Linked DNA regions of Homo sapiens: region 1 is linked to region 2. A link is a loop called in an ENCODE intact Hi-C map of the cell type or tissue named here. Cell type or tissue: HepG2. All regions are shown on one strand. Each heading gives the region's core, and the rest is flanking DNA. Links, peaks and the distances in the headings are about the cores only.

Region 1 (16,814 bases), core at 4,056-12,055, 120 kb after region 2:
AGAAAGACAACACGTTCCCTTTTTCATATGATGTATTTCAAGTGATGACAGTCATCTTCACAGACATAAAAATGCAGAGCAATCAAACCTTGTTTGATTAATGCAATGTGAACATAATGCATCCACATTTAATGTGGATACCTTAATGTGGGTACCTTGTACCCACTGAAGCCAGGGAGGTGGAGGTGGGTGAGATCACCAAAAGAGGGAACAGAGTGAGAGAAATAGAGAGCTGAGGATAACACCTAAGGAGTAAGGAGAGCTGACATTTAGAAGGCAAAAGGGAGGGCAGGAGTGAACGTGAGACAATACCACGAGTGTAACCCCACAGAGGACAAAGAAGGAAAGTTTTGCAAAGGTCACAGAGGGTTCCTGTAAAGAGAGGTTTTAGGGCAGTTGCAGAGTTGGAAACACAGTTGTAAGGAGCTGAGGAGTCTGAAGAAGTGAAAATAACGAGAACAAAGCAATGTTTTGAGAAGTACAGCAGTGAAAGAAAGAAAATATCTGAGATAATGGTTAACAGGAGTTAGGATTATATTTATTTTACCTGGTGTTCTGCAATGAGTGCTTTCACCTCTTCGATCTCCTGGGGGATGACTTCTTTATCCTTATCAGTAAGTGTAGTTTCAGCCCATTGCAACCAAGCCAGCAAAGCTTCCAACAATTCCTGTTTGGCAATAAGCCCAGCCAGAGCACTTGCTAATCTCTGCTGATGTTGCTTTGCCCAGGCCAGCACCTGTCAGAGAAACAGAAATTTCTCTGAATTTCCTCCAACTTAGTAAAATAATTGCAGTGATGTAAAATAAATAAATTTTAAATGAAAATTAGGATCATCCTGAGCTAGACCCATAATGCTTCTGGTCTTTTTAGATTCCATTAGTGGCATCAAGATCTGGCTTGAGGAGGACATGAGAGCCCACGATGATGTTCATCATCTTCAGAATTTAAAGATGCATGTCAATCACTCAGGCTTCCTTTTGCTTTCTAATTTGAGTTCAAATATGCATTCTCTGAAGGATCAGGTAAGCTTACTCCATGTGGCACAGAGTAGAAATGTAAAAAGCTAAGATACTGGCAGGGCGTGGTGGCTCACGCCTGTAATCCCAGCACTTTGGGAGGCCGAGGTGGGCGGATCACGAGGTCAGTTCAAGATCAGCCTGACCAACCTGGTGAAACCATCTCTACTAAAAATACAAAAAAATTAGCTGGGCATGGTGGCACGCGCCTGTAATCCCAGCTACTCGGGAGGCTGAGGCAGAGGAACTGCTTGAACCTAGGAGGCAGAGGTTGCAGTGAGCCGAGATCCAGCTACTGCACTCCAGCCTGGGCAATAAATCGAGACTCCGTCAAAAGAAAGAAAAAAAAAAGCTAAGATATTAAATACAGAATTAATTCACTTTATGTATACCAATTCACTCCACCAGTATATACTGCTCCGAAACACCATCCAACTGCTGGATTATTCAACAGAAACAATGTGGAAGGAGGCCAAAATGTTATACAGTGTACTAAATATTTGCCTTCTAATTTTCCAGGGACATAGCTGCAAAATTTCTTTGAGCTTTTAAAGAAAAGTGAATTGCAGAGATTGTAATGCATACAAGAAGCGTATTTAAAAGAACGTTTTCTATGTAGAGGTCTCATTTTCCCATGGCCATAAGTGCATCTTAATTCCTGAAATTTCCCACACCCCTCAACTCTCAAAGCTATTGCTACTCTGAAGATTATCTGAGACACACTGACCTCCTCAAACCTCGCCCGGATGATTGTTATCCAGTGCTTAATGGTAGTGATGGAGTCGGGGTGGCAGATAGCCAAAACGGTGTCGCCCATAGTGGTGGCTTTATTTAGTTCAGCTCTCTTTTCTTCCAGTTTCTTCATGAATTCCTACAGCAGAAACAAAGACTTCAATTAACTGTTGGCATTGGCTGAAAACAAAACTCTGGTGGCATTTGTTTGACTGCCAGAATTAAACAAATAAACAAAAACTTCAATTGGTTTATTCACAGTGAAAATCATCTACTAATTGGGGAGGAAAAGGGGACAAAATAGAAAACAAAGTACTTTCTAACATGTACTTCAAAATACAAGTACAGTCATCCCTTGGAATCCAAGGGGAGTTGGTTCCAGGATACCGTGCATAATAAAATCCAATGATGCTCAAGTCCCTGATATAAAATGATGTAGTATTTGCATATGACCTAAGTACATCCTCCCCATATGCTTCATATCATCTCTAGATTACTAATAATACCTAATACAATGTAAATTGTTGTAAATAGTTGTTATACTGTATTGTTTAGGTAATAATGACAAGGAAAAAAGTATGTATATCTTCAGTACAGATGCAACCATCCATTTTATTTTTGAATATTTTTAACCATTTTATTTTTGAATATCTGGATACAGAGGGCCAACTTTATAGGATATTTCATGCTTCAAAAACTGTATTATACAAAAAAATAACTCTCCCAAATTTAGATATAATTATGTTATTAATGGAGAATAGCATTGGGAGAGACAGTATTGCTAGAGATAGAAACAATACTGATTGACCAAAAATAAGTTCTAACAAATAAGGTAAGGAGGTTAATATTTAAAATAGCATTAACTATGCCAGGAAATATGGCAGCATGAATAAAAAAGTACAAAGTAGAGAGAAGCCTGGGTAAGGAAAGATAAATGTTTGGGGGTATGGGAGAGAGGGCCCAAAGTGTCTATGCAGTAAAAAGTGAAGGGGAGGTTGGAAGAGTGAGCCTGACAGCAGGTCAGCCCATGTGAGAACTGTCCCTTTAAAATGCCAGTAAGAGCCACTCTCCTCTGTTCTGGCAGTTCTAGCCAGTCTCTGCCAGCAAGCGGAATGAACAAAGCCTTGACATCCTCAAGGATGATCTTTCAAATAAATGTTTTACAAATGTCTCACATACTTAATTGTACTTTCTACCATCAGAACTATATCCATAGATAAGACAGATCATAGAACTCTGAAAATGTGATTACAAAATGAGAATCTTTGCCCTTAAAAATGTGACACGCTTCCAAAATCTCATATAGAATGTTAGAGATCTGCAAACACCCCAGTCTCTCTGGACCCCTGCACCAAGAGCGATTACTTGATTACACAATGAGTGCCAGAGGCCGCAGAGATCGATGATGCCCATGCTACTCACACTATGTGAACAGGGGTGTTCACTTTGAAATATAGGTGTTTTACTATACAAGAAAACCTAAAAAAACTCTTCTGGACATCGGCCTAGGCAAAGAATTTATGACAAAGATCCCAAAAGCAAATGTGACAAAAACAAATATAGACAAATGGGACTTAATTAAATAAAAAAGCTTCTGCACAACAAAAGATAGAATCAACAGAGTAAACAGTTAACCTACAGAATGGGAGAAAATATTTGCAAATCATGCCTCTGAAAAAAGACTAATATCCAGAATCTGCAAGGAACTCAAACAACTCAACAAGAAAACAACAAACAACTCCATTGAAAACTGGGAAAAACACATGAACAGACATTTCTCAAAAGAAGAAATACAAGCATACAAGCAGCCAACAAACACATGAAAAATGCTCAACATCACTAATTATCAGAGATACACAAATTAAAGCCACCCTGAGATATCATATTACACAAGTCAGGATGACTATTACTAAAAAGTGAAAAAACAACAAATGATGTGGATGCTGAGAAAAGGGCGTGCTTATACACTGTTGGTGGGAATATAAATTAGTTCGATGCCTATGAAAAACAGTATGAAAATATTTCAAAAAACTAAAATTAGAACTACCATTTGACCCAGCAATTCCACTACTCGGTATCTACCCAAAGGAAAAGAAATCATTATATCAAAAAGACAACAGCACTCATATGTTCATTCCAGCACTATTCACAATACCAAAGTCATAGAACCAATATAAGTGTCCATCAACAGTTGATTGGATTAAAAAAAAATGTGGTACATATATACCATGGAATACTATGCAGCCATAAAAAAGAATGAAATCATGTACTTTGCAGCAACATGCATAGAGCTGGAAGGCATTACCCTAAGTGAAGTAACTCAAACAGAAAATCAAATATCACACGTTCTCATGTATAAATGGGAGCCAAACAATGGGCGCACATGGACATAAAGATGGAAATAATAGACACTGAAGACTCCAAAAAGCACGGAGGATCACAGGGGCCTGAGAGTTGAAACATTACCTATTGGGTACCGTGTTTAACATTTGGATGACTGGTATAAAACAAGTCCAGTCCCTACTATTACTCAATATACTCATATAGCAAACGTGTACATGTACTCTCTGAATTTAAATTTATATGATATGTTTATATGTTTTATTCTAATTTAAGTGGCCTTTTGTCTTTAACCTCTGTGAAGCAGCTCTGTGACATACCTCCTACTCTGGCATTTTGCTATGTTAGACTGTTCGGTCCACAAGATTAAAAGACTGTGTTTTATTCATTTTTGTGTTCCCGGTAGTTGGTTCAAAAGAGTTGTGATTTACTGAATAAATGCTTTTTAGACCTTTTATTTACAAGTTTACTATAATGGAGTCAACGTTCAATTGACAGCACACTCTGATAACACCTACTTTTTAAATATCATAACTTAAATTATCATTTTCCCAATACAGGATCCTCCTAAATGAAAAAAATTTAAAACTCCAACATTATAAGGAAGAGAAAAAAATAGGTTAATCTAACATCTGTGTTTCCCCTGGAGAACAGCTGATACAAATAATGTACTTTCAATCACTTCTACACCTAGAGGAGCCAAGGTTATACCTAGAATTTGGTGGACTGGACTGTCAACATTCCACTGAATTCTATGCCCTTCCAACCTAGTCTGAACCTTACCTTACTGGTTTGTTCTCATGTGGGAAAGCTTGCCATTTTTAGAAACTGGATATGCTAAGAAGTCTCCAGTTCTGGTGTTAAGAAATTAAATATTCTGTTTTTCTTTGAATGGTGAATGGTGAATGTATGAAGGGAAGCAGAGGAGATGGAAAAGAATGAATAGTGTTACTGCAAAATATTATTAAGAAATGTTTTATAAAATTACAGGTAATTTTATGCTATTTAAAAATAATTTGTTGTAAAAACCACTACCCCTGCTCTGGATACGTGCCTTCTGGAGGTTTCCTGGTCCTGGTGTGAGAGTGGTGATACCACAAATAGGCTCCTTTCTGTAGGGTGTTAGATATGCACAATGGGCTTTAAGTGGTGTCCAGCAAATATTTATTGCTACTCTGAGACCCAAACCTAAGTATGTTAATGGAACTCAATGCTGGCTGATGGTAAGCCCACAGTAATATAATATAAACTACATTTTCAAAATATTGAACTGACTCAAAAATTTATAATACATTTGATGTAACTGTCTTCTTCTTATATTCTAGCTTCAAATTTAAACGGTGTATATAATATATAGCATTTCATTCTTCCAGAAAATGCTATGCAAGCTTGTACCACTTTTTAAATGACATGGCAATATTTCATCGCTATAGATTCAGCAACCCATCTTTGATAGAGGGTGTTAATTAACATAACAAGTCTCCACACATGATGTAATCCATGCTACACTAGAATTAATGATGTATTTCCAGCCTGACTTCAAAAGACAAAATTATTTACTGGTGTTTAAAAGATCCTTTAAAGTTAATAGGAAATGCTGACATCAACACTACATTGAGCGTTACCATTTCAAATTCTTGACTTTTTGAGTCAAAGGTTAAAAAACATTTGTTAAGAGATATTTGGATTACTCTCTGAAGGGTTTTGGCAAGTTTCATGCATTGCCGCAGGAAAGATCTTGATTTGAAAACTCAATAGCCAGATTTAGACTTGGTTAGTTATTCAATAGAATATTGGCTTATGAAATTCATTTTTAAAGTTTTTAATGTATACTATAGGTTTCTTCTAAAAAGGATTTAAAAGGCTCTTGATTAAAAACAGAAGCAGCAGAGGCTTAAAAATAGATTCAAAGATGAGTTATTAAATTACCTGTGTGTCTTGTTTACAAAGGGCAAAATTACTAATTTACAATCCTACGGGTATAATTTTATAAATGCCAAACTGCTCGTTAAAGAGGTTTTATTTTTGAAATCCACATGATAACTGCAACAATCTTGACCAATTTTGGTCAAAAGCCAAAAAGCCTAGATAAATCAATATGCTTCCTTGAGATAGGAAACAGAGTAACTACCTTCCCTGAAAAGGAAACATCAAAAGACAGGTACACATACATGTGTGTGGGTGCATGGGGACATACATATGTAAGCAATGTGGACAGAAGTACACTCTCAAATGTATCAGGTGTTTAAGTATTTCTCAGGAAGGAAAATATTCATGCAGTTGATATTTGTAATCCCGAGTCTATTTTCCCTGCTTTGATTTTCTAATTTAGCTTTACATAGCATTTATATATTACTCACTTTATGCTGATCAATGAGAGTCCGGAGAGCATCCTCATCATCTGGGAGGACACCATGGAAACGCAGGGTTTGCTCCGCCTCAGCCAGCCACTCCAAGAGGGCATGTACCACCGAGTGGAATTCCTCTGCCTAAGAGTTCACACACACACACACCCCAAACAAAATTCCCAAATATGCCTGTTAGCACAATTTACAAAACTGTATAGTGGATTCATCCCTTCAATGAAAAAAAAAAAGTTTTAAATTTAATTGCTTCATTACTCCCATTAAGAAGATAGAGATACACATATTTTACAAGAAAACACTTAATATATTAAAAAAAAAGCCTATATGAAGAAAAATTTACCACTTTAACAACTTGATTTTAGATGAATGGCAGTCCATCATACTTCCAAGCTGAGACATTACTCACGCAGCACTTGTATGTGAAGATTAGAATGCCTCCCTCTAGCAGTAATTTAAATTCATGAGGGAGGGTGGGAGAAGGATCAAGGCAATGTTGCTATTAGAATTTCCTTCTTCAGACTGTCCTGATTGAGACACGAGGGCCTCACAATTTTTTACTAGAATAGTTCTTGTTGAGGTTTCAATACTTTTCCCATTACACCCAGCTCTCATTTACATGGTTTTTACCTGACGCAGGGCTGCTTCTAACCGTGTTTGCTTTGATATAGAAAGTGCACACACGGTCTCCCAGCGTGTGCTTAATTCCTGCATCTGGACCTTGACCCAGGAGGAGTCATCCCGACTGCCTTCTATGAGTTCTCGGGCTGAGCGCTTCAGGGCCTGCACACTGCTGGTCCTCTTCCCCAACTCTTTTTGGAAGGCCTAAGAAGACCATATTTTGAAAAATTAATTTTAATTACAAAACCAAAACAGCAACACATACTGTTTGAGATATATATGTGCACATAACATCATGTAAAGATATCTAAGACCTACAGTTTAATAACCATATTTCTGGCAGCATCTTCAGAAGATAAATGACACACTGCTCCTATTTGAGCACCATCAAGAAGAGTCTTGTATAAATTTGTTCAGTCCTGTCACATTCTCATGAGAAAACAAGATAAGATTATCTTATTTTAAAATGACATATTGGATTTAAATAATGGCAGCCAGCCTTCATTATTTCAATTTCATAAAACAATGCAACAAATTCCTTTTCTTAATGATTCTTTAATATGGTGTCCCAATTTCTCTCAAATCACTAGTGTGAATGTCAAGTGGATGCTGGCTTTGGCACTACTCTAAGAGATGTATCTAAGAACCTAACAGAGGACTAAGCAATCTTGATGTGTGTACCACGGATGTCTTAGAGATAATGGCAGGGAATTCCATAGGAAGTTGGCAGATGGTCTTTTATTCCTATAACACTCCTTGGTCTTTCATAATATCTTAGGTACTAACTCATAATGTCAAATTTTAGAGGCTTAAATCCTTGTCTTTCACCTTAGAGGAAAAGCTTCTGGGTTTGCTTTTTTTTTTTTTTTTTTTTTTTTTTTTTTCCTGCCTAATTTTGACAAACTGATGTGCCAGGAATTAAATTCATTTATTTTGGCCACAGACTGATCTAAGAAGTGAGCCCAGAGCTCTTTATTTTTGATCCAAGAGTCTGTGTATGCAACTAGATCTTTCAAACATTAATAACCAACATTCTGTCACAATAAAATTAATGTGTTTTTAAAAAAATCATCATAAATGAATATTACCATTTGGCCATATCTATAGGTTTCTATTCTGATACTCAGATCATTCACAAAAGTGAGCCTATCACAAAAGTGATTATTTGACTGATTCAACTCTAACAGTTAAAATGAGATGTGCCTGCAGAAAGACACAAACACACACGTATACACCAATACACACATTCACACACACACAAGCACACATGCAAATGGTACAGTATCTAAATATCCCATTTATGATAGGACTAGTCCAATAGTTTTCAGAAGACTTTCCAAAGCATTTTTACATACTTGAACTTCTTGAGCCTTCCAGTTGTATTACTAATGCTAAATGATTAATTCATTCTTGATGACCTTTAATATATAAAAGATCTGGCAATTACCTAGAGTAGTAAATATTTAGACAGTGAGTTTACAGAAATGGCATTTATGTAAAAAGTAACATTACGCTATTCATTACTCATTGAATAAATGCCAGGAAATAGAGAAGTTTGTATTAACCATACACAAAACATTTATTTCAATATAAGCAAAGCCATGTGATTTTTAAATTTTTAACTTTTGTAGACTTGACCAATGTTCTTTATTTATTCTTTTATTTTATTTTAATTTAGTTTGTTTCACTTTTCAGGTGTAACAAACTCTCTTATGGGTATAATGATAGAATAGAAAGAAAAAAGGAAAAATAAATATGTAATAAGACTTTTAAAAAGAATGGTAAGATCAAAATAGCATAACCAATATAAAGAGAACATTATAAATGGAATAAGTTTTCTGAACTCAGATACTAGAGAGAAGAAATACAAGATGAATTTAAGTAGAGTGATGTAAGACATTTTTATATAAAGTCAACTCCAATACAACTATTCTACATTAGTACTATGCTTCATATTGTTTCCAAGGCTAAGTTGCTTTATATCATTTGGTCATTATTTTGGACCTTACACTTAGTTGGACACCTTGAATATTACCTTTGATTTACATGACATGACAGTTTTACATGCATATCAGGAGATTTCAAGGAAGCCAGTTTTCTCGAAGTAAATAATAATCAAATCCCTTATAGCATAAGCTGCTGACTCATAAACTGCTATAATTCAAGGGGCAAGGTTAAAACAGTTTTGGTTCGGTATTTTTAAAAGCAGTTGGTCATGACCACCATGGGTCATGTCACAAATCTACATACTTATGCAATGACTTAGTGTCAGGTCACTGAATGAATGATTTTAAATTTTATTACATAATTGTTTAAGTGCATAACTAAAGATAGTAAAACATTCTTGAAATCTGTTTTAAAGCACCAGAGAATGAAATCACTTTCCAAGTTCTAAAAAGGTTTTAGATCTGGTAATTAAAAGCAAAAGTATTTCACTGACACTAAATAATACTTCCCCATCACTTTTAAAGTTTGCTTCCAGGTTCTGCTCAAACGGACACATATTTCAACAATAAAGACTGTTATGTAGTATGATCTATAGTCTTCTGATTTTAAAAGGCTAATTTAAATGGTTTACATTTCCTGTACACTCAGAATAATCAAACAAGATAAAATAAAATGTCCCAGATAACAATACCTTGTGATTATCGATCAGATTCATCACCAAATCAATGTCTCCATGAACAGGCTGGTCTTCTGCCAGCTGGGGTTCAACTCTATATAACCAATCAATGAGAGCCTGTAGGGCATCTGTGAATTGTCCAGAAAATAACAGGGCTTCCTCCAATTTGTTTTGTCTAGGGAAAAAGGTAGAAAAATTGATCCTTGCAACAAAAAACGTCACTCATATATCTGAACATCTAAAATTAATTGATGAAGGTTGAGTGGTACTCAAGGGGAAGAGCAGTATGTTGGTATTCATTGTTGTTTCTTTGCTCTTCTTAGGAAAAAGACAAAACTTTTCTAAACTTTCTTTCTTATTCCTTAAATACATGGCATCTGTTCCAGGAAAATTCCCACCTTTGGAAACCATGGACCCTTCATGTTTCTTCATAAAAATAAGCCTTTTAAACTGTTTAAATATTTTTAAAATTTTGTTTTAGATTATCAGGCAGTAAACTTGACATTTTTTGGTATACACTTCTATACATTTTAACACATGTATAGATTCACGTAATCATCACCACAATCAAGATCCAGAACAGTTCAACCATCCCAAAAATCTTCCTCGTGCTGTCTCTTTATAGACACGCCCTGCCCCCGCCTTCAAACCCCTAGCATTCATTGATCCGTTTGTCAGGACTTTATTTTTTTGTCTTTTCAAAAATCTTGTAAATAAAACCATGCATACAACACTGGAAAAGGTATGTAACATGCTGTGGCTGAGGAATTTAAGATTTTTTCAAGGGCCAGGCGCAGTGGCTCACGCCTGTAATCCCAGCACTTTGGGAGGCCGAGGCGGGCGGATCACGAGGTCAGGAGATCGAGACCATCCCGGCTAAAACGGTGAAACCCCGTCTCTACTAAAAATACAAAAAATTAGCCGGGCGTAGTGGCGGACGCCTGTGGTCCCAGCTGCTTGGGAGGCTGAGGCAGGAGAATGGCGTGAACCCGGGAGGCAGAGCTCGCAGTGAGCCGAGATCCCGCCACTGCACTCCAGCCTGGGTGACAGAGCGAGACTCCGTCTCAAAAAAAAAAAAAAAAAAAAAAAAAGGATTTTTTCAAAACTAACATGACAAAAACTTACTGTGAGTTCCCCAGAACTGAATATAATCTATTTAATCTTGATACTGACAAAAATCATTAAGATTAAGGATCAGCGGGAAAATTTGGAAACATGTACAATATATTTGAACTCTACTACTATTGTACTCAATTAAATACTTAAAATTTTTGAAATATGTCTTGGGTTTTCATGGAAATGTAATGAGAAAGAGGGAGATCAGAAAGGGGTAGATGGAGTTGGAAAGAAATGCTGGGGCCAGATCAGTGGTACCTTGCACGTCACATTAAGAAGCCTGTGTTTCAATGCATGCCCAGTAGTAAGTCACCAAAGGGTGTGAAGGAGGGGAATGACAAGATTCCATTTACATTTTTAAAAGACTATCCAGTAGTTATGTAGAAATTAAGTCAAAGAAGTGATAAAAGTGGACATGGGAAGACGAGTCAGAAGCAGTGGGTGTAGTCAAGTCTGAGATGGCAGAAGCTTGGACAATGATATCACTTTTTATTGTAATGAGTAGTTAAAAATTAATGAACAGCAAAGACTTCTCAATGCAAGTGCTATGTGTGTGGGATACTTAGGACAAGCAGAAGTTCCTCAGGCAAAGGAAATATTTAAGGTTCCCGAAATGTCCCCGCAAAGCACCATTACTGTGTATTTGAAAGAGGTCTACAGAGTAACCAAACTGTCTTAAAGAACATTTTACCTTTCCACAGATTTTCCACATATGGTATCCCATTTGTCTCTGAGTTCACTCAGCATGTCATCCAGTTTCAGGTTGTCATCAGCCAGGGAGGTTTTCTCCTTCAGAGAACGTCCAGTCCTGTTGGTGGTGTCGTAGACAGAATGCTTGGCTCCGAGTGATTTCTGAAACTCCTAAATATTTAACAAGAAAAAAATGCGAATTTCTTCTTGGGACTAATAAACAGGTAAGAGGCATTAACAGAGGCATCCCTAATAAATGGAGATGAATTATAGATGCTTTCTGACTTATAATGACTTGACTTAGGATTTTTTGACTTTACCATGGTACGAAAGCCATAGGGATTCAGTAGAAACCATACTTCAGTCACCTATTCAATAAAGTACCTAAGATATTCAACACTTTATTATAGAAACAGGTTTTGGGTTAGATGATCTTGTCCTATTGTAAGCTAATGTTAGGTGTATTAAATGCATTTTTTATTTACCGTATTTTCAACTTACAGAGGGTTTATGGGGATAAAAACCCATCGTAAGTTGAGGAGCATCTGTATAGTCTTTCTACACAACTCAATCATAAGCTTTTATAGAGCAGGGACATTGTCTTTGTAGGCCTCTCATTATCATCTTACACCTAGTAGATGTTTATAAATATTCAATAGGAAGAGTAGAAAGAATGAGATAACTGTTACTGAATATACAATAGCAGGAATGAGAACAAAGAAAGGTCAACTTAATGGGAAGCTTACAAACTCACAAAATATAATGGAAACATTAATACAGTGATTCTCAATCCTTGTAGCAAATTAAAATTACCCTAGATAGTAAAATGCTATGCAAATGTACACTTTTCTAAAATAATCTCAAGGTTATAATTACCTAAGAAGTTTTTACGGCCTTTAAAAGCTACATACTTTAAAGTGTTTTAATATGACTAAATTATTTAATTTGTCATGGGTAATAGGCAACTACATCTGGAAATTTCTAAGTAATAGACAACACAATTACAATCACATTATTTCTACAGTTATCCATAAATTTTTTTTCATATTATGCTAAACAGAATGCCAGTGTTATAGAATCATGGTATTGACAGAGATTTTCTTCACAAAGCAGATATACAAAAAATGTTATGGTTGAATACAGGTCACTGTTGCCAAATAGAGACTTTAAAAAGGTAGATATTCTTATTTATAGGACTCTCTAACTTTAATATGTAATATACTTTCATAAGACTACACGATACAACATCCACATTCAAGTTCAAATAAAGCATTCTGTTTTGAGAAGGAAGCTCTCATTTCGCCATCAGAGGGGAAGGAAGGAAGGTGCTGTTCACTGTCACTGTGCTCCCAATATTGAATGTGGCAGCTCACAGGCAAAGGGTGCCAGCAGAGCAAGCCATTCATTAGCCCTCATCTGGCCAGGGAACAGATGCTCAATATGTTTCCTCCCATCCCTCTAATCATGACCTCCTAAGGTTAGACCCACTGATGGAAGCAGCCAACCTATGTGAAGATGATGGCCAGGATTTCCTCCTGATGATGACAAATTTTATATCACCCCAATTTTTCCAGCCTTTAAAAATTATGTTTCAAGCGATAATTTATATGTACGTGCCTAAAATTGTAAAACCCTTTGCAAGAATCACTCTCCTTTTACCCACATCCTCATCCTGATGGCTGGTGGGGTCAACTTTATAAATAGAATTACATAAAAATCCAAATTCAAAAGAGCTGGGGAGGGTGGGAGGGAATGCTCTTTGAATGTCATGTGGAAGATATAAAATATGATAGGCATAGAAAAGGTAGAAAATATTTAAAAAACAATGTTTCTACATGCTTTTCTAGTCTATATAAACATGTCTTTGGGTACCTTTGAGGTTGGGTGGAATTTTATACGTGCACAAACACAATAAAATATTAATTTACAATTTAGGTACAAGCATCCAATTTTTCTCACTCTATTGTTTAAAAGAATCCATACCGCAAAATATCTATTACTTTTTACTACAGAATTACCTTCAAGGTGCTATTTTGTCTGTCAAAGAAAGTACAGGAAAAGACAGCTATCATGAAAAACTGAAATGCCAATGTTTAAAACCACTACAAATCCTTTATATGTTTTAGATTGTAGAGGATTTCCATTTTTATTTTGTATGTTTTTCTTTTTAACAATTAACCTGGGAATCATTAGTGAAATGGTCACTGAAGAGTGAAGATATTGCAACATAAGCAACATGAAGAGCAATAGCTTTTAAATTTAATACAGGTTCACACTGGACCTACATTTTTTCTTTAGTGATGAATAAACACGTGATGAAGTAAGGATTTTAAAGTGATCTTGAACTATATAATGAGACAATATGCTCTTCTTAATTATGGACCCACCTTATGTTGTGCAAGTTGTGTTTTTATTTTGTCTGGATCATTTGCGATTTCCAGTTCAGAATCCAAAGACTTTTCTGACTCTTCTAGCCACTCCATAAGTTTACTCCAAGCTTCATGGAACTAGAAAGAAATTCACACCTTTGTCTGAAAATTTTTCAAGCATATTATACTTGAGATCTAGCACAGTTTTAAGACAGAGATTAATAGTGATGAAAATCCTGAAAATTATTATTTCAAAATTTCCACTGAAGAAGAAAAAAGTAATGCTTTCATCAGCAAATTACAAAAAAAGTCTTGATAATGCTTAGCATTTGTGGCTGTGCCCCACTGTCACTTTGTTTTAATTCATTCAACATATCAGCTCTAAAAGAGCCTAGAAAAAAGTTAGGAAGCTACAGAAAGAACTTCTTCCTTATACTTTCTTCTTGTTCAATAATTAACATAAACTCTCAGAAAATGTTTTGTATTTTTGTTGTTGCTGTTGTTTACTGCTGTCTGTTGACAGATCTGGGTTTACTTCTAGGGAATTTAATCCCTATGTTAAGAAAGAGGAACAAAAATGGGGAGGGGTAAGTATAAAGCTTGTAAATTGATTTTTTAAAGTAGCAAAAACAAAAAAGAGGCCATTGCATTCCTATTTAATGCAAAGATAGTTCAACATCTTTATTGCTGCTATCAATATCCTCAAATCAATGCCTGTGCCTCACATATTGGTTTTATATGACTGAGCAGCCACAATATTTGGGTTCTAACACAATGTTATTCTCTTTGGCATCTATAACCTTGCAAACATTCTGGTACTATATATATTTGATTTTGAGCACAGTTTCTTTTCGGTTTGTCATCAAGAACCAGCAGGTACTATTTTCTGATACAATTGTGAAATTGGTTATAAATTATTTGTCACAATAAGCTTAAGTGAACAGATACCTAACAAAAAATTTAGTAATCAAAATTAAATCTATTGTATACCAAAGCACATGAATAATGAAATAACAACAAGATATTTAACAATAAGAGCAGAGTAAGGACACAGACTCACAAAACTGTAAGGGCTCTCTGGAGATCATCTCATTACAAACCTTCATATCCCTCTCACAACTTTAATCAATTAAAACATGGAAAAATGGAAACTAGAATAGACACATGAATTGTGAAAGTCAGAGAAGTATGATCAATATCTGAGCCAAAAACTGAGATATTAGAAGAAGAAGAAATAAATAGTAGAAACAGCTAGTCAAGGTGTTAGGTAGTTTGACTCCAAATAATACAGGCTATAACAGTTGGATGGTAAGGTCAATGATACAAACGCACAAGTTCTGAGGCTGGTTCTGCTTTCAAAACTATTTTTAAGCCATATAAATAGAGGAAATGCTATACATTTGCACTAAAAACAGTAGCAAATATTTATAAAGTTAATTAGACAAAATGAGAAAATAAAATTGATTAAATCGAGAAAGGAGGAAAAAGATGAGCAACTGGCTACTGATATCCAAGAAACATTTATAAACTGATGTTCATAACTCAAGAAATGCCGGCACTACACATGTTATTGCACCACATAATGTGGAGAGAAAACTGTCAGGCTGAGAATTAATACTGTCTTAAAGAAACATTAGAGATGGAGTATATCCCAGTGACTCATTTGTAACACTGAACATTTCACACCTCCCATTCAAAATGGGGTCTATGGTGTGTAATGCTATAACAATGCAATTTGTCATTTCTCAAGCCTTCAAACATTTGTACTGTTAGCATTAAACATTGAAACACCTGACTCCCGTGACATCTTTTTGCATCACCCAACTGAGCTTAACTCCTCAAAACAATGGGGTACAACACTAAGGCTAGAAAATTGCAGCTGACTGAGGCAAAAAGTAATTGTAAAATCCTCCTACAATATTACACTAAATTTCTAGTAAAAATCAAATGTTTAAAAATATATATATTTGTCAAGCGAGGTAGGTACACCTCTCTCTTCCATGGAGTACAAAGACACACAGAGATGCATAACTTTACCTCTTTGTGTTTAGTCTAGAATGGAATGTTAACAACAGGTAAAGGGAGTAAGGAGAGGAGAGTTCTCTGTGAAATTTGTGAAAATCTCTAGATTAAAATTTTAAAGTGGCCCCAAAAGATTCAAAAAAATTAATTTCAAAGTGAGATGGAGCTCTATTATCTGCTCAAAATATTAGAGAAGAAATGAAGGTCTGTCAACAAGTGTTCAAAGAGGTGGGGAGTGCCGACCAACTCAGACAGAGAATATGCCCCTTCAGAAAGCTGTCGGGAGGGCTACATGTCTGGCTCTCAGCACTGATAGCTTGTGAAGAAAGTCTGGCTTAGGAACTAAACAAAAGGTAGCAATACAATGAAGTATGATGTCTCACTCTGATTATGAGAACAGAGGTCAAAAGGACAAAGAAAAAGAAAACAAACCCAATAAAAAAAAATTCTGAGCTTCTTTCTGGGCCTCAATGATAATAGCCTGTCTATGAAGTCAAGCTATAATCAGTCTTCTTAAGATTAGTCCCCAGGGGCTGAAATTGCTGCCAGGTCAAAAAGTGATGTCAGCATCCAAACTGAGGCCACAGCCCTTTTAGGAAAGAACCACCATGGCACCATGCCATGATTGTTATGCCTAATACAGCCTGTGATAAAAGTACATCCATAACATATATTTCAACAGCAAGAAGTGGTTTATTGACAAGTTCAGAGAATTTTTCTAAAGGGTTATTACCTGCTTGGCTCTCTTCCTTGCATCATCCAAAGATCTTCCTCTCTCTACCAACCGTTGAACCACTTTTTCCCATCGACTTTGTACACTGATAAGTAGATTCTTGATTAGAACAACATCTTGTTTCTGACTAAAATATTTTAGGTGGGTTCCAGTTTTGTCCAGCTCTATTATCTGCTCACGATGAGAATT
Region 2 (16,814 bases), core at 4,575-12,574:
AATTTCCGTTGTTTCCTTTCTCTTGTCTCTCCCAGCTTCTCCTAAGGGCAGGCCCTGTCACATGTAACTGCACACCAGCACATGAAGCTAAAACTGTTAAGAAAATCCATCTTTCTGGACAGAGAACCAGTAAATGGGGGACCTGGGAGCTAGAGACTATTGCTGAAATCTCAGAGAGGAGAGACTTTGGAGAGGGGAATCCTAAATCTGCATGTGAACCAACCCAAGTCCTGGGATCAGCCCAAGCTGCACATGTGTATAATGCACCCAAAGAAGCAGAGCAAAGGCCTCAAGAACTGAACTGTGCAACATATTCCATGCTCACATCCCAAACTAATCCTGGGTGGCCAGAGGCAGGCCTCTTTGAAGTCTGTACTGACATTGGAACCACTGCTGGAAGAAGGTGAAATAGACCTTGCAGCCTAATGGGGCTGATTGCTTGATAAAACAAAAATAAAACAGACAAACAAAAATCAACATTCTCCAGATGATTTTAACAAGACATAGAGTCTTACAACATGATATGTTAAATGTCAGGGCTGCGACTAGTGTGAGGTAAATGAAGCACTCACTTTGGACACAAAATTTAAAAGATAGGGGGACCAAAAAACTCAGTAATCAATATAAAAGATATTTTAATGGCCAGGTGCAGTTGTACACACCTGTAGTCCCAGCTACTCAGGAGGCTGAGGCAGAAAGATCATTGGAGCTCAGGAGTTCAAGACAGCCTGGGAAACATAGTGAGACCTTATCTCAAAAAAGAAAACATATTTTACTGCATTATTTTTTTAAAATCAAAATTGATGCAAAAAATCCATGATGAACAAAATATCACAATTTTAAATAAGGGCAGGATCACTATGAATTATTTTTCCTTTTTCCTCAGGCTCCATTATGGCTCAGCACAGCACTGTTACTAATCCTGAAAGCCAGAACATAAGGGAGGCCCATGGTGTAGTCCACATAGTCGGTCTTGTGGACAAGTGGGAGAAGAATGGAGAGTAAATCTAGAGTGGCAAAGGAAGGTTTCCAGAACACCCAGAAAGACTCATGGTTCCCAGGTACCAAGTATCAAAAAGTCAAATAGGTGTATGTCAGAAAATGGAGATCGGCTGGAACAGTTAAACTCCCTGGCTCCACGCAGCAAAACACCAGAGCTCCCAGGGAATCTGAATTCAGAGAATGCAACTAAGGAAAAAAAAAAGAAAAAATGCAGTTGAAGAAGGGGAGATTAAATGAAAATTTGTATAGTAAATCATGAGACAGTCACAAGCAAACTGTAATCGCCTTCCTTCCTCCATTAAGTATACTAGCAGACAACTATTCAACTCTGACCTGCCTCCTATCCTCACTAGTATAATGGAGAATTTATTTTAGGAAGAACTCAAGAGTCTTACAGAAAAGATCTTCAGGCCAGGTGCAGTGGTTCACACCTGTAATCCCAGCACTTTGGGAGGCCAAGGCGGGCAAATCAGCTGAGGTCAGGAGTTTGAGATCAGCCTGGGCCAACATGGCAAAACCCTATCTCTACTAAAAATACAAAAATTAGCTGGGCGTGGTGGCGCAAGTCTGTAGTCCCTGCTACTCGGGAGGCTGAGGCAGGAGAATCACTTGAATCGGGGAAGTGGAGGTTGCAGTGAGCCGAAATCGACCACTGCACTCCATCCTGGGCCACAGAGCGAGACTCTGTTTCAAAGAAAAAAAAAGAAGAAGAAAAGATCTTCAGATCGTGACTCTAGTGGTTTTAAAACATGCCTACAAATTATTTGGAATTTATCCCATCATGAAGTGGAGTTCAATTTTGCTCCCTATGAACATGGGCTGGCTTTAGTAGCTCACTTCTACTGACTACAGTGCTATATAGAAAGTGATGTTGCATGATTTCTGAAGCTAGATAAGAAGAGGCCATTCCTACAGCTTCTGTCCACCTTAAGACACATGCTTTTGGAACCCTGAGCTACCATGTAAAAAGTCTACCTATTCCACAGCTGCCAGACTGGAGAGACCACAGAGAGACAGAGATATGCCTGAAGAACCCCACCACTTCCAGCTTCCAGCTATTTGAGTCTTCCTGGCCCAGGAGCCAGAAGCTTCCAGAAGCTTCTGTGAGGTCAGAAGCCTCCAGATGACCCAGTCCCAGACATTCCTACAGCAACCACATGAGAGACCCTGAATGGGAACCAGCTTAGCTTAGTTCATTCAACCCTTGGCATCATGCGAGATAATAAAAACTAGTGTTGTCTTATAACACTAAGCCTGGAGTGGTTTATTATGAATCAATTAGGTAAAACTTGGCTCTTCATCCAGTCATCCAATAGTTGTTTCCATATGGCTGTTTAGCCCTAATATCAAAATGTGAATAACCAGTTAGAAATTACCTAAGAATGCCAATAGAATAAAAGACAAAGACCAAAATCATCAGGAAAAACAAAAACAAAAAGGACAAACAAAACAAACATGCTACAGGGAACAGAAGAATACTTAAACATAAAGCTGAGAAAATCAACAAAAAGTAGAACAAAAAAAATTAAAACATGAGAAATACAAGAGAACATAATTTTTAAATTTAAATATCACACTCTACCCCATAGATATGTATAATTATTATGTGTCAATTAAAAACAAAATATAAAACATAATTTAAATGCTTTTAAAAGATTTTTGAAAGTAGGGAATCTGTCCAAGAGGTGTGACATCTGATAACAGAGAATGAACTATTGCTACACTCAAGAACATGGATGAATTTCACAAATATAAAGTTGAGTAAAAGAAACCAGACATTAAAAAGAACAAACTGTGTGATCTCATTTACATAAAGTCAAAAACAGGCAAAATGAATCTGTGGGGCTAAAAGTCAGGTGGTGGTTATCTTTGAAGGGATAATGACCAGAAAGGGCAAACAGTGTGTTGGTAATAAAACCTGTCTCTTGATATAGTTGTTATACAGGTGTGGTTGTCCCATGCATATTCCAGCTATACTTTCATAAATTGTGCTTTTTTGAATATATGCTATATTTCAATTAAAAATGTATCTTAAAAATTAAAGGAGAAAATCAACCCATGCATTTATATTGCTAGGTAAAACTAATGACAAAAAGAGTAGCCATTTTAGAAATAAAATCATAAAGCTGCTGAAATTAGAAAAACAAACAAACAAAAAAAGACACAGGAGCTGACATGACTAGATTCCCATTGGCCACAGATAGAAGAATTTAACTTGAGCATTAATGATAATAAAAATAATAAATACAATGGCTGGGCATGGCGGCTCATGCCTGTAATCCCAGCACTTTGGAAGGCCAAAGTGGGAGGACTACTTGAGTCCAGGAGTTTGAGACCAGCCTGGGCAACATGGCAAGATCCCGACTCAAAAAATGGTGTGGTATGGTGGTGCATGCCTGCAGCCCCATCTACTGCGAGGAGGATCTCTTGATCCTGGGAGGTCAAGTCTGCAGTGAACTGTGATCGCACCACTGCACTCAACCTGGGTGATGGAGTGAGACTTTCACAAATAAATAAATGAGATGATATATACAATGGAAGAAAACATATCCAACAAGTTCAAGTCTATGAAAAAAAGTAATCCTCATTGGTCACCATTGGACAGTAATAAAAAGTTCAACTTACTATTTTAAGAAAATAATTGGGCCTTTATCCTGCCATTCCTATACAAATTAAACCTCAGAGGGACTTAAGAATTGACTCAGGGGGTTCTCGTTGTAGATTATACTGGCTAATTAACTAAGAAGGAATGATAGGATTGGAATATCACCACTTTGCAATCTCTAATGAAGTATAGGTAAATGGTTACTAATATCACAAAAAGAGACAGTCATTACAAAGCTTAAGATAGAAGTACTGACACCCGCTATGGAATAGTGCTGCCAAGGGGATTGAATATGAATCTGATCATACTTCTAAATGTAACTGCCAATTTCTAGAAACACAGTGGACAGAGAAGTTCATTAATCAGCACCACACCATGGGGGTGCAATCAACAAGATTCAGACTGTGGGAAACACAAGAGCACAAATAACCAGTTTTTCAGTGAGGAAATTACAAGGAAAAAAAAGGGAGAGACGGGGTGGGGGGTAAACCTGTAGATTAAAAAGAGACCTAAGAGGTCTATCAACCAATTGTAACACATAAACCTTATTTGAATCCTGCCTCCAAAAAACCTGTAAATTATAAATGGATGAATGGATAAATTTTAAAAATCATAAAAATGTAAACATTGCTGGATATTTCACGTTATTAAGGAAATAGTGCTCATTTTTAAGGTATGATAATGGTATTGTGATTTTTAAGAGTCCTGTCTTTCAGAAACAAGTTTTTGTAGATAAAATTTCTCCAGGGGCTTGGGAAGGATGGAGGAAGCATGTAGTGATATGAATGATGCAGGATAAACCATGAGTTGAGGGTTGTTGGAGCCAGCTGATGGATCCAAAGATATTCTTATACTATTCTCTATTCTTGTTGGCAATTCCCTGTAACAATATAAAGACCTTTTCTCATCTTGTATGTTGCAATTTAAAAGAAAAAGAACTCATTACTCTCCTAAACATATATGCCCTCAACTGAGGCTCTGCCATCAAACTGAAGCTCCCAAAAAAGTGGAAGACTAGGATGCAGAAGCTGAGGAGGAAATGGATTCGGACCTTGCTGAAGCTGGGTTTTTCAATATTTCCTGAGATTCTTTATTTTGCCTAAGCTAGTTCTAATTAAATTTCTGTCATTCATTTGTAACCAATGTAATGTATTCAAGCACAATGCCAGTTTCTAAGGACATAATAGAGACCAAGAACAGAATAATGAGTTCTGTGAAGGCAGTGAGCATAGGATGCCAGGCAGCTCATGGAAGAGGCACCCAAAAGGCTTTCCAGAAGAGATGCTATTTTGTAGGAGCTGAAGTACTATAAGGGGCTAGACTGAGATGTCTCAATCTCAGCACTATTGACATTTTGGGCCTGATCATTCCTGGTTGGGGGCGGGGACAGAGAGGCAGTGATTGTCCTGTGAACTGCGACATATTTAGCAACATCCTTGGCCTCTACCCACTATATGTCAGGGGTACTCACTCCCCTCTGCCCCCCAAAGAGACAAAAAGATATTACTTCTACCCAATGTCTTCACATTAAAAACAGAGGGCTGAGTTGCATGAAATGTGGCCAACATAAAATAATGACTGCCTTATGGAATAACAACATGATTTTCTCATAAAAGGTATCCTTTGTGGCCAGATGGTGACAACTTGCAGGCAGCTTAAATTCCTTAGGCAGTTCCTTGGCACACGCCTGGGAAAATTTGTTGACACATTCTTGTTTCGATAGGATGAATCTCTTAGCCACCATTTCCTGCTGTGAAGCACTTCTCTCTGAAGAAGCTTTTGGATCTTTGCTGAAAATAATTAAAATTTCTCCATGGAGGAGCCCTGCTGCCCAATTACAAAAATAACATCAAAAGTTCAGTCTCCACAATACTGAAGCAATCACAGCAGCTTCGATGATTTTGGTACAGGAGACAATGAAAAAAATGTTATGAAATGCATCTCTATTTGTTTTTCAGAAATCAAAACTAGAGGTCAGTTACATTTTATCAGTACTTTTACACATTCTTCAGTATTCTGTGCATTTTTTTTCTGGGCCCACTAAAGACAATATATATCATAAATTTACTTCTTTGTAAATAGGATACATACCTAATACCAGGTCCCATGAACTGAAACAATCACTCCTCATTTCTTCTAATTGCTTAGAAAGGACTAACTCAAAGCAACCATTCCTCTTGCAAAGTCTGTTCTCTGTATTCTTAAATCTTCCTTTAGTGCTATAGTTTCACTGAATAATCCGTAAATTAGAGAAAACAGTATCTACCTCACAAGGTTATAATGGAAATTAAAGAGTACCACATCATACTTCACTGATTCAAAAAATTATGTCTCCCCATGTCTGACATCTCCAAAATGGAAGTGTATCTTACAATCTACAGCATCTTACAATTGCCATCCGTAAGAGTGTAGCTGCATGTAGCTATCATCGCCTGTCCATGCACAAACTCGCTAACACTGGTAGCATGACTGGAACTCAACTTCCAGTGGAGGTGAAAGAAATACACAAGACACTACACAATGTGTGAAAGTACGCATAAAATGTAAGTGGGCTCTGATTGTGATTTCTGAAAAACAAATAAAGATGAATTCCATAACATTTTTCACCACATCCTGTACCAAAATCATCAAAGCTGCCATGATTGCTTCAGGATTGTGGAGATTGATCTGTTGATGTTATTTTTGTAATTGGGCAGCAGGGCTCTGCCACGGAGAAATTTTAATTATCTTCAGCAATGACAGAAAACAATAACAAAGTTCTCAGAACCATTTGAGAAAGGAGTTTGGGTCCTGGTTATTCTCTGGAAACCTTCTGCTGACACCTCAAGAATGCTTCACGGCATGCCAAGCCTTGCAGAAGAGGTATCAGTGGCATGGGAGATAATAGGCATCTTCTAAAAAATGCTGTGCTACCCACAGAAGACAATACTGGTAGTGAAACAAGAACCTCAACAATTCTGAGTCAGAGTGATTCAGTGAAGATAGACTGAATGCAAAAAACGTTTAGAAATACCTCAATTTCTTCGTACTTACCTTTTTATACATGCACAAGAGTGATATCTGATAAAAGAATCAATGTCTAGCTAAGCCTAATACAGCTCTTTCAATATATATACAATGACATTCTATGTGATATTAAATCATTTAGCAATATTTCAGTTGCACTTTTTTTCTAAGGGGTATATAAAATGATGATGTGTCACTTTTGATACGGTTTTAGGTTTCAGGGAATGCAATATAGAGAAGGCCAAGTGCAGTGGCTCACACCTAGTCCATTCTCAACGAGATGTAGATGTTCTTGCTGTTGTTGTTAGGACTTTTTAGTTGCCAAATCTGATTGAATCAAATCAAGCAACATTTGAAGATAATCTGAAATTTTAATATGTAAAAAAAAAACCCCAAACCAAGTTTGAGACAGACGATGTTATATTACAATTTGAACATAAATGTCCTCTCTAAACAATTGATTTCACGTCTGAATTTGAATCTTCAAACGATGATTGCAAAGTGTAATTTGATTTATATCTTCCCTTCTCCTCTTTCCCTAGATCTCTTGTCTACATGGTAAAATTCAACAGCCTAAGGAGGCAGAAAGAGAAAGAAAAATAGAAATTAAAACAACTCCAACCCACTGGTATACACAATCCATAATTCAATTCTGTATGTTTTTAAGCTTCTAGCAGTTTTGATTAAATCTTGCTGGAATTTAAATTGTATCAGAAGAAAAGTTTAGCATTAAAATATGGAATTCTACCAAACATGTCCCCAAGTCAGGAGAGATACTCAAAGAATATAAATTAAAGAAGAAAGAAAAAAGCCTAAAATCTCCAAATATTCTGGAAAAGTCACATTTATTAATATTTTAAATTGCATGAAAATGCACGTTATGGTCAAATGGATAAATAGAGCTATAGGAATATGTGTAGAAGTTTTGTCTTATCCAACAGTATAATGTGGTGTATTTTCCCTTCCCAATGGTTAAAAAAAAAATTCCATTCAACAGATGTTTGGTTAAAGCTTGGCAATTTTTCTATTTTATCAATGTCACATTTTCTATCTATAATATATTGAATAATTTTTCTCAAAACTTTCATAGAATTTAGTAAGTATTTAAACTGACTATAATTCACTTCTAAAATATAATTTCATTGTCTAAAAGTTATCATAAAATACATCAGATCATTCCACACCAAAATTACTCTGTGGAAGAATTTTTCTGATAATATTTTCTGAAAACAATTTCAAATATATGATAATTATATACTTATCCAGTAACCTTAACAAGAATGCTTCAAGTTAGACTGACACGGGATTACGATTTCCTGGAACTCTGCACCAGTCACTGGGCCCCGTGGGCTCTGTTTTGTCTCCTATAGTTTGGGGATTGGAACAGATTTCCAAGGCCCCTTCAAAATGAACTATGACTAAAACACCGTCTGTGTTGTTCAGATGATTACCCACCAGAGGGCACCAAAGCACCTCACAATACCTTTCTTCAACTCAGTTCCCTGAATCAGATCATGGAAGTAGGTGGGGGTTGGTTGGTTTGGGTTTTTTTCTGTTTATGTCCTGTAATTCGTTATTACATTAATAAAGTCACATTTCAAACCTGAAAATATGAGGCAATCGGACATCTGTTATTGATTATTCTAAAGGAGACATTTCTGAGCACATGCACAAATTTATCTTTACGAGTAATGTACCCATTTTTCAGTCATGCTTAAGATTGATATATTAATGGAGGATGGAAGATAAAGACTTCCAGTCTTGACCAAGTAGTGCATTAAATTAAACTCAGTGGTTTTGGCAGAGAGATCCTTTGCAAGATTGATGTTCTATTATGTGAGTCTGAAAAGCAAGACAAAGGAGAATTGCTGGAGTCTCTGAAGTCCTATCCGTGTCCTAGATCGAAGGAAATGAAACATATTCCTTAATCTAATTTGTGATCTTCCTTCTGCAAAGAGTCATTGCAAACTGTGGAATAATAAACTAGCAAGATATGATGTGCTCAAAACATCACTGAATAATCGTATTTGCACTGCAAATAATCACATAAATGAACATTTCTATTGACCTAAAAAGAATGACAGAGAGAGGTTTTGAAGCACTGATTCTTTTTCACAGGATTTTAAATCATTCTCCTGGAATTGGAAGTCCTTGAAGATACAATGGTGATGAGAAAGCAGAAGGCTTAGACTACTAAAAGTGACAGGGGAGTGGAGGGAGGGTCGTGTCACATCTACCACCGAATAGGTTGAGCACATAAAGAGAGTAAAGCCAGTTGCATTGTGCCATGGCATCTGTTCGACTTCACACTGATGTGATGTGGACCACTTTGAAGGTTACAATAGCAGAATTCAAAATTGCAAAGTCAGGGAGAACAGATGCTAGACTCAGGGATGTGCATGATACTGAGATTATTGCAAACCCGATGAAAGACATGAACAGGCCCTTTTATTAAATATGAGAAGAGTCTAAGCCATAATAAACACTGTGAACCTGAGGACTCAGAGTGATGATGTGGTGGCAAGAGTTAACAGAAATAGAAACCAAAATGGAAGGGGATGGAATAATGCAATAGCAACAGGTAAAAACGTTTTTGCAAAAAGTTGCCAGCATGAATTTAAAAAGGCATTGAAAAGATTTAAAACCAAAATCGTGTAGGTTGACAACACCAAATACATACGGTATCTTTCCAGGGCACCATCCCTAAAATAAGTGGAAATGTATCTAAATAACAGAAATATGATTCTATAAGTCTCAGGTAGAAAGGATGCTGGAATTATTATCAGCAACAACCCTCACCTTTTTTCTTATTTGTATTTTTAGATCTAAGAATATTGGATTTAAATATTAACCAAATAGGCTGGGCGCAGTGGCTCATGCCTGTAATCACAGCACTTTGGGAGGCCAAGGTGGGCAGATCACCTGAAGTCAGGAGTTCAAGACCAGTCTGGCCATCATGGGGAAACTCCGTCTCTACTAAAAATACGAAAATAAGCCAGGTTGTGGTGACGCGTGCCTGTAATCCCAGCTACTTAGGAGGCTGAGAATCGCTCAAACCTGGGAGGTGGAGGTTGCAGTGAGCCAAGATTGCGCCACTGCACTCCAGCCTTAGTGACAGAGCAAGACTCCGTCTCAATCAATCAATCAATCAATATTAACCAAATAAAGGGCATAAGACAGCAAGTCAGAGACTTTCGGGTTTTATGATTTGCTTGTTCTGTGGTTGGGAGAGGTAACTCAAGTTTGTTGACTCTCAGTTCTCTACACTGTAAAACGAGGATGAGACTAAACTACATCCTCAAAAGCAGAGCCAGTGGGATGTCCGTCTCCTGAGTTTCTTCCATGTCATGCTCCGTCTCATAAAAGAATAACCAGGGTATTCAGTGATCATGATTTTGTTTGCAGGTTGCACAACTATTTGCTTAATTTTATTTTTAATATTATAAACATTATTGGAAAACAAGCCTAAAGTTGGAAATAACCTAAATGCTCAGTGACAAAGGATTATTTTTCATCCTTATAATCCATTCAGTGGACTATCAGGTACCTGTTTGAAATGATGTAGAAGATTATCCAGTGGCTTAAGGAAAACACTTGGTTACTACAGGAAGATAAAGAAGCTCCAAATCAGAATAACTACAATTTTGGTTTTAAAAATAATGGCACCAAAATGGTAATAATAGGAAACTCTGGTTGGCAGAATTATTTTAAATTAGGAACGAAAGATCCAAGCATAAAAAAAAATCAAAAAGTCAAAGCAGTTATCTCTGTGGGGTTATGAGTGATGGCTGCGTATGTGCGTGTGCGTGTGTGTGTGTGGTGTGTGTGTGTGTGTTCTTTTCTACAACATAAACAACACAAAGGCAACCAATATCTCTTTAAGTAGCATTTCTACTGAAGCCTGTGTAAGGAAGCACAGCTCAAAGTGTCCATGGTTCATCCACAAGGATATCAAGCATTGTTTTCAAACAGACGTAACCTTTTCCTTTGGCTCTCTGGCTGTTTGGCCTTCCATCAGGAACAGTCACCTTCCTGGTCACTAAGAGGATATGAATCAGGTCTCCAGGTTAACTGAACACAATGAGCGCTTGCCCCTGGAAACCCTTGCCCAATCCACCCCCGACCCGTCCACCATCTCCTACTACCACAGGGGCACCCTGAAATTGCCAGATGACAAACCATTGACAAGTAGCAAGTTCAGCCAAGCTAGAGAGATACTAGCAGTATAGCAAGTGAAAAAAATTATATAAAGTATGATCTCATTTATTATATTTTAAATGTATAATCGTGTCTGAAGAAAACTCACTAAAATGTTAACCATGGTTATCTCTGTGTGGTGGGACTATGAGTGCCTTAAGTTTTCTTATTTTTGCTTAGCTCTATTTTCTAAATTTTCTACAATAAGTATGTATTATTTTTTAATTTTAAATAAAATAAGTAATTTTGCCAATTTGATCAAGCCAATAATTTGGGATCCCTGATTTATAAATAGACCAGTAGGTAAAGGACTCAATGGTTTAAAATATTGAGACTTTTACTAAATTTGTTCAAATACATTTTACTAAATTTACTCAAAGTAGCAGTGGCCCCATGTTTAAGAAACGCTGATTTTGGCTCTCCCTCTGACATCTCCTTCTCGGCCTTTCCTTCAAAGATATGCTCCTCCCCCAGTCCACTTACCATGAAGACACCTCTCTCTACTTTCCACACGGGCACAACCCCTCTCATTCCTGAATTCCTGCCAGCATTTATACACAGTCTGCCTGGATCAGCCCTCCCCACTCCCACCACCTCTACCACCTAGGCCCCTCTGTTAAGAACCTCAGCAGCCTTCTCTTGTTGCTGTGCAAGTCCCTAGCTGTTTGTGTGTTTGATCCCAGGTCCCGGGCCGGTGCGTATTTGAAAACTTTATTAATTCTTCCACTTGGCAGCAAACCCTACCCCCCACGCCCACATTGCCCCTTATATTTCCAGGGCTTATCACAATGATGCCTTTCTCCCACCTTCTTTGCAACATCTCTGCCCTGAATCTCCATCAGGGCCAGGCACTACCAAAAGCCAGAAGAGACAATCAGTAACTTCTTTGGGGCATTCTTCCTAGAAACATGAATGTTTGACATCTGTTATGCACAGCCTTCAAAATGAGTGTCCTACATATGTGCCCAAGAAATGGAGAGACAAATTGTCCTCTCTAAACTCATAAACGAATGCATGATTTTGGAGAGCAAAGCTCACTTCCTAGCCTTCTGGGAACCAGGCTTAGGCCTCGTTCTCCTAAGTGTCTCAGACAGCAGAAGCAGCAGGTCATATACACGTAATAAGTATCATGTGTATGGAGCTTTTTATTTGCAGTGATTGCACACTTATCGTCTATTTTAATCTGCACAGCCCTGTGAGGTATGTTTTCATATCTTCATTTTTCTGATCTGAAAACTGAGGCTTACAGAGGTTAAGTCACTCAGCAGAGGCCACACCACTAGGAAATGATAGAATGAGACTTGAATCCAGGTCTTTGGACTCATTTAGGTGGTCCTGTTGTGCCACAGATCACTGTGGGAGCCATTTTGAGGTCAGTCACCCTGTGGCATTACCAGGTGATTGTGTGTTTCAGAAGATTTGCTTCATCCAGAGATAAGTGAAGTTCCTAGGAGGGGCCATCAGGACTGAGAGGGAGGTATTGGGTAATATTTGTCCATTTAAACTCACCTTGGACATTTGGGGTGAGGAGATCTTATACTGAACAGGTCTGTCCTGTGTGTTTCAGGAAGCTTAGCATCACTGCTCTCTGCCTGATAAAATCTGACTGGACAACCCAAAATACCCCCCGACACATTCCCAAACAACCCCCAAGGGGACTGTGCCTTCCTTGGAAGAGAACTACTTCAGAAATCTGAGAACCTCTGATTTAAAAGCAAGAATGCCTATATTGCTAATAGGTGACAAGTCAGAACAAAAATTAGATCAATGGGCAGGTAATTACTGGGACAGACAGACCTGGACAAACTCAGAGTTTGCACTGGACAGCAAATTTGATGGCTGACATAATCAGCAAGCGTTCAATAGGTTGGAAAGCTGCCAAGATAAGTGCATTATGAGCACAATGAGTGTTGTGTGATTTCATTAGAATAGAAAAAACAAATATCTACATCTTTGACGGAGTGTGTGCCTCTCCCAGTTGTCCCTTGAGTTGCTGCTGATGAGCTCTTTAGTGCCCCAGCCCCTCATTAATGTTAAATTCTTTGTAATTGGCAGAGGGAACCATCGAGACAGTACTAATGGATCCTGGCAGAAGTAGCAGTGTCAGGTGCTGTAAATGAGAAAACCTAGGCGGCGACCTTTCAGAAAAGAGGCAGGCAAAAATTAAAACCCTCAATGATTCCTCTACCTCCATGGAAACAAACAGTTTCTTTGACTAGCACACAATGCTTTTTCACAGATATTATCTTCAAGGGCCATTTTCTCCTGGATGCTGTTAACAGATGAATAAGGTTTCCCATTTGTCTAGAAGAGAGGATTGTGTGCTAGACCCTTTGGGGAGACCCTCTCCCATAAATCCAACTTATCTCCATCCATAGCAAACCATCTGAATGGCACAGGCAGCTGGTGAAAGGGGCTTTGTGCTATGCTGCTTTTCCCATCACAAGCCTTGCCTGGTTCTCAGACAGCTGAGCTTGGTGCCCTTCATTTTATCTTGCCTGGCTTTAGGGCAACAATTTACTTCTCCCTCAGTAAAGACTACAAAGAGCAGCTATGATTTTTTTCTACCCAATTTGCTAGATGTTATCTCTCTCTGTAAAGAGCCCAGGAAAAAAAAAAAAAAAAGATTCAGAAATTTAAGCAGTCTATTTTCTCACACAGAGGACACAGTCTCTTTTACCACAGCTATTATTGGGCACCATTTAAGGCTTATACAAGAAGGATTATATGAGTTTCAAGAAAGTATTTTGGTTCCATTTTTGTTTCTGAGTCACTGGTGAGTTGAATACTCTATGAACTCTGTGAGCATGTGTAAAATCCTTTCCCCAAGAGACGACTCTGGGATGCTCATGTTATTGCCCCAGAACTTTGCTTCATACATAACATGTCCAGGAAACATACTTCTTGGGGTTCCTAACATGGATTAAGGCAACCCCTTTAATCTCAGGAATCCTAAACCACCAGGAATCAAATTTATCAGGAATAAAAACAATTACAGCTCACCACAAACCTCTCCCCCACATTTTCAAATCTCTATTAATCTTAAATAGCTATCTACACTTGACCAAAATGACTCACAGGAATAAATCATCTTATCCTCTGTATTGTCGAATATTCCCCCACATAAAAGCTTGCATAATGGATTATTTCCTAAACTGAGGACTAGAATTCTTCTACTCCCCTAATGGCTAGACAAGGAAGAAAAGCAGACCTGTGTACCTTTCAACTTCTTCTTGATTCTAAGTTCAGCACTAACTTATATGCTGCAAAGAATAGTTTAATATAAATAATTTTCTGGTATAATCCTACCCTTACCATTTAACTTCTTGGTTCTTGAATCTTTTTTTTCGTGGTTTTGCTATTTTATTGCTTAGGATGTCTTAATGTAAGCTGCCTCCCCTCCCCTTTAGCTATAGGTAGGACATAAATTCAGTGTTTATAATTTTCTAAAATATTCCTGTCTCAATTCTATTCCCAATAGTCTAATGCACTAAAGTTACCAGGCCTCCCAAAGTTATAAAACTGTGGGTTCCAATGTGGTAATAAAATGCTCCCACCATTCTTATATGTCAATGCCTCACAGACTGGGAGGGTGGTGAGTGGGTATGACATCGAGCAGTTTCATTGACCTGATGGGTTTAACTCTGAATCTTTACACCATGTATAACAACCACTTCTTTCCAAGCCTGTTTTCCTTTCACTATAGCCCCTTATAGATTAAGATGCCACCTCAGTATATGGAAGGATTTTTTTAGGACTGCAAGAAGAATTCTAATCCCTAAAAAAGAATAAAAAGACAACCTTTCTTCCTGGCTTTTTTGGAAAACCCAAATGTCACAATTAGAAATGCAATCTTTGACTTAGAGATTTGTCTTACTTGAAAATTCAAGGAAAAGGTTAATGCAAATGTGTCTCTCACCTTATAGCATTTACCCTTGTATGTTATGGAGTTTACTGGATTCCTTTTCTGCAATTAGATTTGATAGAGGGAAAGAGATAAAAAGGATGTAGACACTGAAGCCACAGCAGGAGGGAACGTGCAAAAAAGAACTAAAAGGTGAGACAGTCTCGCTCAACATACAAAACCCTGATTACAACACAGCCTCGCCAAGTCTGAGCCTGAGCAGTGCTCTCCCTCCTCCCATAACAACCCTCTCTGCAAGTCAGAGATCACTGGTCTTATACTAGGACTGACTTTTAGCTTTGACAGCCAAGTACCGCAGCAGGAAAATCTGACGAGTGTCTGGTTGGGATCATGTCAATTCTCAGAAGCTGAGAATCAGGAGTAAGAATGGGCTACTCCCATTTGAAAATAAATATGTTTTTTAGAATGCAGAAAAAATCCCAATGTACAACTAAGTAGTGCCAAAAAAGCAACTAGCTGGGAGGAAGATGTCATGTAAAGTCATATTTCTCTCTTCTCTTGCAAGCAATAGATCTTGTGGAGCTCTGCCCCCTCTGTCAGGTTACAAAGGGAGCATTCTCTACTCTTGAGGCCCTGTGGCAGGAGCAATTAGGTTGATGGGATTTGGTCTGAACTGCAGGCCAACACCTCTCAAAAGGATAAATTCAAGTTTCTTCCAGATGAGTGTTTCCACACTTCCACGAGTGGAAAACTGTTTCACAGCAAGAAAAACAGCACAACACTTTTAGCAACTATTGCAGCAATAGTTTGTAAGATGGTTTCATTCCCATTGGGCCAGTTTGCGTGCTTAGCAGAACTGTTCAACCATGTAAGTATAACTGTACTTCTAAGATTTTAGGGTGTCCTTTGTACTATTAAAAACACATCCGTCTAAACCTTACCTCAATTTACTTAACAAAAAATATAATCTTTTCAGAGTTAGACCTTTACTAGAATGGTAAATATTTTAAGACTATGTAAGGTCTCTGTGATCTTACAAATAAATACAAGTTTTAATGGCTCATCAGAAACATGTTAATTTAGTAGCTTTTCCATTTTAGTTAAAATCAACTTTAAAATATTTAGAATTGATTTAAAATGCCATTATTCACTGATTACTGTTCATATATAATATATGGGAAATCACTTTCAAATGCTGATTGTTGTTTACACAATAGCCTCTCCCTTCCTCCTGGCTGGTAGAATCTCAATACTCTTTGCTTGCATGTTCACGCCTTCCCTATGTGATCCAAGTCTAAACTGATTGGTCTGAACCAACTACAGTCAGTTTATTTCCTTTGCCAGTGATTAGTCTGGGAGTGGGCAATTGGTTTAGATCTGGCCAATGACCTGTGAAGGACAGTCTTCTGAAGACTACTAGAAAAAATTTCCTCCCTCTCAAGAGAAACAAGAGAAAACACTCCCACTCTTCTACAGTATAATTTTGTGTCTACAAAGGACGCTTTGAGACAATAAGGGGAGATAACCAATCCCTCTCAGACCCTGAGAATGGCAGAGCAGCAGAAAGTAGGAACCTAAATGACCAAGCCAATGAATTCATCTTCTCTGGAACATTAACCTCTGAATTCCTTGTTATGTAAGTTAGTAAATATCCTCATTGTTTAAGCTAATTCATCTAGTTTTCTATTACTTGGAACTGAGACAATTTTTTGTTTTTTTGTATTTCTTTGTCACCCAGGCTGGAGTGCAGTGGAGGAATCACAGCTCACTGCAGCCTCGAACTCCTGAGCACAAGAGATCCTCCCGCCTCAGCCTCACGGGTAGCTGGGACTACAGGCATACGCCTCTGTGCCCAGCTATTTTTTAATTTTTTGTAGAGATGGAGTTTCCTTATGTTGCCCAGGTTGGTCTTGAATTCCTGGACTAAAGTGATCTGCCCACCTTGGCCTCCCAAAGTGCTGGAGTAACAGGAATGAGCCACTGCACCTGGAAGAAACAATTCTTAAAGGTATATCATAAACACCCAAAAGCATTTGCGCACAATCATTTCAATTAAACTACTGTGAAAAAAAATTTTAACCTTTTCTAATTTGTGCTAATCTCAGCACTCTAACCAGAAATTATTCAACAAGCTGTCCT

What was found. A loop is a pair of places that touch in the nucleus more often than their neighbours do. Peaks named below come from ENCODE experiments on the same cell type or tissue, not always from the same donor. Only the 100,000 strongest peaks of a DNase experiment are listed, where the experiment ranks them.
Region 1: a loop joins it to region 2, with 5 times the contacts of the local background. A loop is called at or near these places in 5 of 110 quality-filtered maps.

The regions. Positions count from the first base shown.
Region 1 is chr6:56,475,602-56,492,415 of GRCh38, forward strand. It overlaps DST (dystonin), which reads right to left. Exons shown (of 104, transcript NM_001374736.1): 85 at 16,626-16,814; 86 at 13,889-14,008; 87 at 11,503-11,672; 88 at 9,711-9,870; 89 at 7,082-7,276; 90 at 6,449-6,577; 91 at 1,744-1,887; 92 at 548-736. Among named protein-coding and RNA genes, the nearest start is that of COL21A1, 240 kb to the left of the region's middle. In HepG2, for the core only: no CTCF peak of the experiment used is centred there; a DNase peak (open chromatin) is centred at 7,150.
Region 2 is chr6:56,351,347-56,368,160 of GRCh38, forward strand. It overlaps a transcript of COL21A1 not described here. Among named protein-coding and RNA genes, the nearest start is that of COL21A1, 110 kb to the left of the region's middle. In HepG2, for the core only: a CTCF peak has its summit at 8,069 (motif pointing right); a DNase peak (open chromatin) is centred at 8,085; H3K27me3 peaks cover 407 bases.